Linked DNA regions of Homo sapiens: regions 1 and 2 are each linked to region 3. Evidence: chromatin contacts called from ENCODE Hi-C or POLR2A ChIA-PET data. All regions are on one chromosome and are shown on one strand. Each heading gives the region's core, a stretch centred on a gene start or an enhancer-like site at or near the end of the contact. The rest is flanking DNA. Distances are from core to core; before and after follow the strand shown. Region 1 overlaps LINGO2 (leucine rich repeat and Ig domain containing 2). Region 2 holds the start of LINGO2 (leucine rich repeat and Ig domain containing 2). Region 3 overlaps LINGO2 (leucine rich repeat and Ig domain containing 2).

The links. A loop is a pair of places that touch in the nucleus more often than their neighbours do. ChIA-PET counts read pairs that join two places held with the same protein, here RNA polymerase II (POLR2A).
Region 1: a map of PC-3 shows a loop between it and region 3 (3-fold over the local background). The contact joins two enhancer-like sites. A Hi-C loop is called at or near these places in 2 of 168 maps with a recorded cell type or tissue (PC-3 and mammary epithelial cell). POLR2A ChIA-PET finds 5 or more read pairs at or near these places in 1 of 52 experiments (WTC11).
Region 2: a map of PC-3 shows a loop between it and region 3 (4-fold over the local background). The contact joins the promoter of LINGO2 here to the enhancer-like site in region 3. A Hi-C loop is called at or near these places in 2 of 168 maps with a recorded cell type or tissue (PC-3 and mammary epithelial cell).

What each region holds. Positions count from the first base shown.
Region 1 is chr9:28,926,317-28,929,286 of GRCh38, forward strand. All of the region lies in intron 2 of LINGO2 (leucine rich repeat and Ig domain containing 2), which reads right to left. Among named protein-coding and RNA genes, the nearest start is that of MIR873, 39 kb to the left of the region's middle. RefSeq lists an enhancer at 2,731-2,970. Within about 2 kb of position 1,640, at least 2 of the 41 ENCODE cell types and tissues checked have a DNase peak (open chromatin) inside an H3K27ac peak, as active enhancers do; they include PC-3 and mammary epithelial cell, where a contact is called at or near this core.
Region 2 is chr9:29,212,136-29,215,072 of GRCh38, forward strand. It overlaps LINGO2 (leucine rich repeat and Ig domain containing 2), which reads right to left and starts at 1,466. Exons shown (of 7, transcript NM_001258282.3): 1 at 787-1,466. RefSeq lists a silencer at 57-106.
Region 3 is chr9:29,076,687-29,079,912 of GRCh38, forward strand. The region is part of intron 1 of LINGO2 (leucine rich repeat and Ig domain containing 2); the gene reads right to left. Among named protein-coding and RNA genes, the nearest start is that of LINGO2, 140 kb to the right of the region's middle. Within about 2 kb of position 1,810, at least 3 of the 41 ENCODE cell types and tissues checked have a DNase peak (open chromatin) inside an H3K27ac peak, as active enhancers do; they include PC-3 and mammary epithelial cell, where a contact is called at or near this core.

The DNA.
Region 1 (2,970 bases), core at 390-2,889, 150 kb before region 3:
AAAAGAAAAGAAAAGAAAAAAGAAACCATTCGCTTCATAGATCAGAATAACTACAGTGAAGTTTTATCACATTGCTTTTTAACAGCCATTGCCTTAAATATGGGCTTTAGAACAATGCCTACATTAAGAGGCTACTCCATCACCTCAATTAACCCCTACATATGCTGACATGACAAAGATATAATCTAAAAGCAGAAATGAGGAAGCCTGGTTTGCAAAACAGAAAGGTTTAGAATTCCTCACCCCTGCCACAAGGATATACAGATTTGTCATTTGTCTAAAAGGCATGCTGGTTTGAATGCTGGGACACCTGGATATGGGCTTGCTTTTTTTAATATGGTTAACGTCTATTTTTAATGTGTACGTAAGTTACTGTGCTTAACTATATATGTGGTGTTCTACTTCATGCTCTATTTAACAAACTTCTAAGAGTAATTTAGTTCACCTGCTTTAAATTCAGTTGAAGTAGAATGGAAGTGAACTGTATTCTCAGTTATTCTAATTGTCTAGGCAACTCAGATACACTTTTTCACTTACACTCCCTGCCCACCTTTTCATGGCTGTCTTCTCCTCATCCCTCAGGCTTCCACTGAAATGTCACCTCCACTGAGAACTCTTTACTTACTGTCTGTCAAAATTATTCTGTCCTCTGTCCACATAGATATTCTTTCTCTAGCACCTGCTGTTTTTTCTTCTTACAGCATATATCCCAAATTATTGATTTATATTTTATTGTTGTTTAGTTTCTTTTGCATTTGTCTTTCAAACTGGATTGTACATCTCCTGAAAAAGAGAACATATCTTTTTGGCTTATATCATCAGGTATAAAAAGTACTGTGCCTGGTAAATAGTGCCCCAAACCATAAAGGGACACATTTGAAAAATGATTGAATGTAGCACTATGAGCAGGTGGGGGCACTTAAGATAGATCTGAATTACCATTGATGAATTACCCTTTCATTCTATGCTTTCTCTATAGACTTTTAAGTGTTAGGGGCATTGTGAATACAGATTAGACAAGAGCATCAGACCAAAGACTCTCCCAATGAGCTCTAGAACTTTACATGGAACAGACTGAGAAAACAGGGTAAGGTAAACCAATAAACCCATGTAATATCTACTCCTTAGATGAAGAGCTAATCTAACAAGAGAAAAGGGAAAAGAGAAGGATTTAAATAATTGAGATGGATGATTTAGTATACTGGAGAGATTTTGGTTCTCTAAATCTATTTCCTGAACTGAAAAATAGGGAAATAAATTCTTACCCCTCAGGACTGCTGTAAGGATTATATGAGATAATGTAAATAAGTTGAAGACAATAGTTTGTGTGTAATACACTGGATAAATATTACTTCCTTTTACCCTTATCTCATCTATTGAATATTAATAAGAGCTAACACCTGCTTAATGCTTGCTTAGTGCTAAAAACTGCTGTAGGCATTTATATATGTTAATTCATTTCTTTTTCACAACTCTATGAGGCCAGTGCTCTTTATCATCCACATTTTACAGATGAAGAAACTGACATTCATTGAAGTTAAGTCATCTGCCTAAGGCCACATAGCTCATAAGTGACAGAGTTGTGATTCAGAGACAAGCAGCCCAGGTAAATTGTCTGTGCTCTTAACCAACATGCCCTGCGGTCATTTCAATAAATAAATTAACAACTGTTTGTTAAACACTACAATGTGCCAGAAAGTAGTCATTGTCTTATTTAGTCTTTGCAAAACAGAGTAGGTATTCTCTATTTTTGAATAAGTTGACATTCACAAAGATTTAGTCATTTATCCAAGATTTCTTGTTTCACAAGCCACAGAATTAGTATTTGAATTAATTTCTGTTAAACTTAAAAAAGTATTCTGTTGCCTTAGAAAACTTTACTGAAGCCTTTTTATATCAAAACCCTTTTATATAACTAATTATTATGTTTCCAAGTTTGCACATAGCTACAGAGACTTTTATATACACATGCAAAGGTAATATTCTCATGGAATAAATTCTTTTATAGCTATCTAAGTATGTGAACTTTAAATTAGTATCAATATTATTTCATTTTTGGTCTAAAAGAAGGATATACCTATCCTAACTCTTACTCAGTCGTTACGATAGTTGACCCTTGAACAACATGAGTTTGAACTGTGTAGGTCCACTTATATGTGTTTTTTTTTAAATAAATATATTGGAAATTTTTTGGAAATTAGCTACACAGTTTTAGAGGTTCCCACACAGGCACTGAGGTTCCACTCAGGCACTGAGAACATTTCCCTGCTAAATGAAACTGTAAAAGTGGAGATTTTCATTCTCTATAGTTTTGCTTTGGCCAGGACATGAAAAACACAGTGGATAGGATAAAAGGATTTCTAATGGTAGCAGGAGAATAATTTAAAAGGGTCCTAGATTCCTAATTCTTTTTTTTGTTTGTTTGTTTTTAACTGGTACACTTCTGACATGAAATAGTGCAATTCCCTCACTAGATGAGGAATCTAAGAATAGCCTTTCAGGGTAGTGAGTTCTAGGCAGCGCAATCGGCCCCGTATGTGAGCTCAAGTGAGCTTCTGCACTCCTGCCCAGGGGTTTCAGGAGGCAGCTTGTGGTGGTACCAAGAGAAGACTGCAAAACGGAAACAGCATGTGAATAGGTCAGTGCAGTGGGCTGCACAAAAGAAAATGTTCATGAAATAACTGAGAGTGGAGACTGTAAACTAGGGAATTCAACAAAAGCAATTTCAAATTCAACAAAAGCAGAGGGGAAATAGCATACAAAGCAGGTGAAGCTAGATGATATTTTGAGATATTTACTTGTTTTAGTTTGCGTTTTTCTACCTCTGTTTCTCTCTCACATGACTTTTAGCCCACTTCACGTGGGTTGCCTGCTCCACACCTTATTCCCTAAGGGGAGATACATGACACAGTAGAGAGTGAGTTTACTTAGAGACTCAGCCCAAGCAGAGTTCAGTTCTTTTTGGCTTTT
Region 2 (2,937 bases), core at 216-2,715, 140 kb after region 3:
GTGGCTCCAGTTCAAGGCACAGCTTTCCAGAGCTCAGCCGGGTTCGGACCTGCGTCCCCGCGGCGCGGTGCGGAGCTCGGAAGCGCGCCGGGACTGCCGCTCACGTCCCCCGCCCCTGCCGCGCGGGCTCCGCCACCCCGCGAGCACGCTGGCTCTCCGCGCTCACCCCGCCGCCTCCTGGCGCCCCCACACCCACCCGCTCCGCGGCGCCCGCTGGGAGCCTCTAGCGGAGGCGAAGGGAACAGCAGGCGACCTGCGGCGCCCAGGTTCCGACGCCGGTTGCAGGGAGCCGGCCAAGCGGCAGCGTGGGCTTCGCGCGCCCCCGAGTCCGCAGGCCGGGTGCCGCCGCCGCCCCCACCTGCCCACCTGCGCCAGGCTCACCTGCCACCGCGTCCTAGTTGCGTTCACCGGTGCCCACAGCTCTCTATGGCAATTGGGGGTGGGTCTGCGGTGCTAATAAAAATTTAAAAAAAAAACCTCTCTGGTAAAAAAACGAAAACCCAAAACCCAAATCCACGCTGTATATCAACCTCCACAGAGAACCCAGTCCGAAATCGTTTTCCAATAGGTTTCAGAAAGTGTGAGGACAGGACACTCCTCTGGCTTCCTGCCTCGCAGCTGGGCAGCGCCGCACCGGCTACTCCCTGACTTGCCAGGCGGGTCGTGCGATCGCGTAGCGACGCCCGGAGAGATCCTCCTAACTTGACTTAACCCCCACCCCATCCCCAACATCTATTTTAAGTTATTGTCTCTGGCAATTCAAGCAGCAGCTTTGCTGCCTCTTACCTTGAGGCGCTGTTAATTCTCCTTCGTGTCCTTAAAATCCCAAGCCAAGGATGCGACGCACACAAGTCCAGGGGCTTTTCCTGGACTTCCCCCTCCTCAGCTCTGAAGGCTCCTCCTTTCCAAGGGATCAGGAGGGGATGGCGGTTCAAAAGCCCTCACCATAGAGGCGCCTCCAAGCCTTCGTACCAGTGGAAATGGAGACCGGGACCACCTTCCCGGCACCCGGAAGCCTCCCAGCCCCTCCTGGGCCAACTTGGCTGCCTATTCAGTTTTCTTCCGTAACCCCACAGACACGTCAGTCAATTCCCTGGCATCAGGCAGGATATTCTCAGTTGCGGCCGCTCCTCTTGCTTTCTCTCGATAATGCCCCTCCCCCCTTTCTCCCCTTAATTTGGAAAAATTTCTACTCCCTGCCCGAATTAGGTGGGGATGAGGCGGAAAGGTGTAAGAAGAGCCACTCCAAGGCACAGCTTCGGAACACCGTCTCCCTGGGCTGCTGCAGCGCGAAGGTGTCTACGCTGGGGAAACTTTCAGGGGAGGCAGCGCCGGTGCGGGGCTGGGCGGGCGGCGGGCGGCGGCGCCAGGTGAGGAGGCTTTGAGGAGGCGGCTGCAAGGCGGGACGCAGGATAGCCGGCTGGGGCTTGGCAGCCGGGCTCAGAGCTCGGGCTGCGCACACACACAGGCGCGCACACCCGCGCGCGCGCAGCTACACACGCACGCCCAGCCCTGCGCCCGCGGCCCCCGGCCAGTGGCGAGCGAAAAGTCGGGAGTCCTGAGGAGGGGTAGGGGTTCCAAGGATGCTGATGACAGAAAGAGTCAATCAATCCTCACTAGTTAGCGGATTGCCGGCAGGCAGTTCCTCGCCGCACGCCGTTAAGTCCGTTGGGCCACCTCTCCGTTCTCTGCCCTGTCTGGCATTTCAACTCCCTAGCTCTTTTCTTGAAGCCAGTTACACCCCCTCGACACCCAGCGAGAGGCCACCAGACTAAAGATGAGCCCCGTTCCCATCGCCACCCTCCAGGGGCCACCTCCGCCCCTTCTGTAGTGGAGAATTGAAGTGGCTGCAGCAGCTCTCCTGGGAGCTGAGGGGCTCCCCGAGGTCCTTCGAATAGAGGAGCCTACACATCGCTTCGTGAACATAATCCCCTCGCATCCCGTCTTTACCTGCCCACTCCCTTCGTAACATTTCCCCCAAGGAGCTCCCGAAAGTCGCTTAGATGTTTTGAAAATGAATTTCTTAGGGAATTGTAGTGCCTAGCTTTTGGAACTGGGTTAATTTAGGTGCTACGCTTATATTGTAAACTGGACGGTAGCAGGTGAACGGCTCAGCTGGAGAAAGGGGAGGGATTAGGAGTCTGGAGACCCAACCCCTTTAGCAGCCATTTCCAAGGTTTTGCACCAGGAGTAGCTGTCCGGGTCTCTGGCTAGCTCCTGTCCCAACTTCTTTTTCTTCCCTCGACGGTCGGGAGGGATCACTGGGTGCTACACCGCTGGGGCGTCCCAGGCAGGAGAGACTTCGCTCTCAGAAGCGCCCCCGTGTCATCCACAACTCCCACGAAAGGAGCTTCCCAAGAGGAGTTTGTTTTACCCGGAATGGGCTGCAGGAATTAATTGCTTACAGAGAGTAAACTTTTGCCCGTTGTTTTTTTGTTTTTTGTGCTTTTTTTAACCAAAGCTTGCATTTGTGCTCCGCGTAGTTTCTATTGCAACAGAGCGCTACTCTGCCTTTTCAACTGTGAGACAGAGGATTGCTGAGGATTTCTGCCCTCTGGGGCTTCGCGAATATCTATGGCTTCGGACCTGCTAGCGGAAAACGCAAAGTTGCCCAGCTTGGAGATGGCACCAGGTTCCTTTGCTCTGGCGCTGGATGCTCCGCTCCGCCACCCACCGCCGCCGTCTCCATCGAGAATCTCCTCAAAATCAAGGGAGTTCTTGACTGTCCCTCTCCAAATTGGAAGGCGGTTGACTTTGCCGGGAACCGAGTTCCTGAGCGGCAAACGTGGAGTCGCAGAGCGCAGAAGTGAAGATTTAATACAAAAGATGAAACTTGTAGGATGACCTCTAGCAGCGCTACTCACAGCTCTGAAATCGATCCAGAGCATTCCACAGTGAGCGTTGCGGCTCCCAGGGGCTCCGGACCGGTAACTTCAG
Region 3 (3,226 bases), core at 560-3,059:
CACAACGTAAGGGACAGGGTTAGGATTCTAATCCTACCAACCTAACACAACATTTTGGTTAGCTCAGTCACTTCTTCTGTTACCTTGGACAAGCCACTTAACTTTTCTATGCCTCAGTTTCCTTATAATTAAAGAGGTAATAAGGATAGGCAATATTTAAAATGTGTTCAGAATAATGTATGGAAGTTAGCAAGTGCTATATAAAAGTTTGGTTAAGAATTAAAATAAATTACAAAAAAGGAAGCCATACCAAGCTGAATAGCCTTTGCTTTTAACTGCTGTAGACTACAATACCATGCTCCTCCTACTATGGTTACTGATTCCTATCAATGTCTGGTGGTGGTAGATATACAAAGTATTTATTGCCATGCTCTTCCAAACATAAGGAAATGGCAAACAAACCAAGGAAAGTATTTTATATCGCTTTACTTATTTTTTTAAAAACTACCTATCAAATGTGAATCTTATATCTAATATTATTTGTGTTACACAATCATTGCAAAAGGGAAAAAATGTTGGCATTAAGGTTTCTTAGATAATAAATTGACTTCATGATTACATTAATCTATACTTTAAAAAAAAAGAAATCATGAAGCTGAAAACTAGTGGAAAGAAACAAATATGATCTAGAGTTTAAATCTATGCTCAAGTGACTTTTTTGAAATGTGCTGCATGCAAGGTACTACTTCTCAGAAAATGTCCTGAATTTATAGCTATTCATGTCAATATGACACAGAAAAATGAGATCAGATACAACCTACAATAGGCTATAAGACAGCAAAGAAGTTATTTGTGGAATTATTCTCTATAGCTACTTTATTAAACATTCAACGAATATTTACTGCTTGTTAAATCAAATTAACAAATGTCTTTTGCATTGAGCTTAAATATAAAACAAAGCAAAATTGAACAACATTAAGATTTTAGTTATGTTTTAACAAAGACACAAAAATCAAAGTAAAACAAAAACTGAAACAGAATATAAATTTGTTGTAAAGACCATGAAATAATTTTTTTACAGTCCTTCATGAGCAGGGCTTTTAAGAGCAGATGAATAATAACAGTGTTGACATGCCATGAAATGAAACAATGTGGGGAAACATATCAACCAATCACAGGCACACAGAATTATTTAAAAAAAAATAGTTCTAACCTAGATATAAATATAAAGCCTGGAGAGAAGAAAAATGTAACTGAAGAAAAGCAGCATCTATCAGATCCCAAAGAATTGGAATTAAGAATTAAGAAAGACCATACTGGAAAGGAATCTAAATTCTGAATATCCAAATGATTGCTTTTGTACAATCAGAGTACTAGAGGATTACATGTGCATGGGACAGAAAGAACAGATTTGAAAACTCCTTTAGTCTTTCTTCAGCAGTAAGCATATACTTAACTGATGATTATTAACATTAATTTTGATAGGAATAAACTCCTTTTACCAATATTTAAGGAGCAAAGAAGAAAATGTAAAAACTAGAAAAGGAGCAGCAATTAGAGAGAACCTGTAGGGTAAAACCATGAGGCAGAAGGAAAAGAACAAGTATGCTACAGGCAGAGTGGTTTTCATTTAGTTAGTGCTGAATGGATTGAAATTACAGCCACCAAATGAAAATCTGGAGAACTGATTTTTCACTTTAATAACTTGTTTAGGAAATGAAAATTAGCATCTGGAGCAGCATGACTAACCACACTAGTAATAAAAATCTTATATTTCATGTTTGTAAATTAGAAAATGAAATGTCTTAAGCCTGAAAATGTCTGCCAGCACACAATTATTCTTAAGAAATTCTTCTACTCTTTGACTTGAATAAACCTTGAATAAACCTTGAGTCACAACTTTCACTGACATTGGTATTAGTCATCTCCTATGGTTTTCGGGAAATAAGAGTACAGCATTTCTTAACAAAATCCTCAGCTTCAGTTCTCAAAGTGTGTTTCATTCATATACATTCGGATATACGTACACATATATGCCAACCAAGTGCTTGTCAAATCAAAATTATAATTTATGTTCTATTAAGTTTACAGTACTCATTTATTCTGAAAGTTATTAAGCCAGGTGGACAAAAATAGACATATGGCTTCTGTGACTGGCAAAGAGCAATTTGTCCCATTATCTTAAAGAATGTTTCCCCAACTACCTGCATCAGAATCACCTGTGATTTTAAGATGCTCCAATTCCTAGGATCAAGGCTGAATTTTTTTTAACAATTATTAGAAGGCCCAGGAAGCTGCATAAGTGCTTTAGAGTAATTATTTCATTAAATCATTATATCACACCTATGAAGTAGGAAGCATTATACTAAATCCCCATTTTACAAATGACCTTGTTACACAACTAAAAGATCGAGAGTACAAATCCAGATATGACTTTCATCATCCAACTAATAAACCAGTACATGATTCCGTCTTGTTCCTAATTTGGGTATAGACAGAGGACTATCTATGTTGACATGAAAAAAAAATGCTACGGTAGATGTGCTCTGTGGATGAGCTGGAAGACAAGCACCACATAAATTCTTTCTCACCTTGTATTCCTTCTTTCTACTTATGGTATATTGAAAATGAAACCAAGGACAAATGGTGAAAAATAAAAGGAGGTAATTTTAGTTCAATTTGTCCTTCTATGAATCAATCACCTAATATCTATTAATAAAAGGAAACAATGAGAACTCACATATCAAAGGAGAAAATGTCTGCTAAAAGGCATATAGCTTGTCTATAAAATAGGTCAGTGATTCCTATAAAATATAGTTATTTATAGACATTGTGATATTAATATCTAGATATACACATTTTCAGCTATTAAGGGTATCATGAAACTCTGATAGATTCTCTACATACTAGCTTACCTAAAGTAGGCCAATATCATATATTCTGTTCTAAAGGTGAGAAGCCTATGGAAAATATTTTCAAAATTATGGCCATATATAATCTAGGTTAAAGAAATCCTTGCCTTTATCTTACTCTTAAAGAGCTCCATTGCCTACAGGTCTTCTCCAGAACATATAAGCAACGAAAGATATGCAAAGTATGCCTACCAAAATGAAAGGACATATGGTCCTTTACCAAAGACACCCTGTAGTGCAGTAAATAAGAAAAAAGTTCAGAAAAATAGAAGATGAACAAGCAAGTGCTCAGCAGATAAAGTGAGACTATGCTATGTCTTTATGTATTTCATAATAAGAAAAATAGTTTATTATTTCTATGTGACAACCATTGT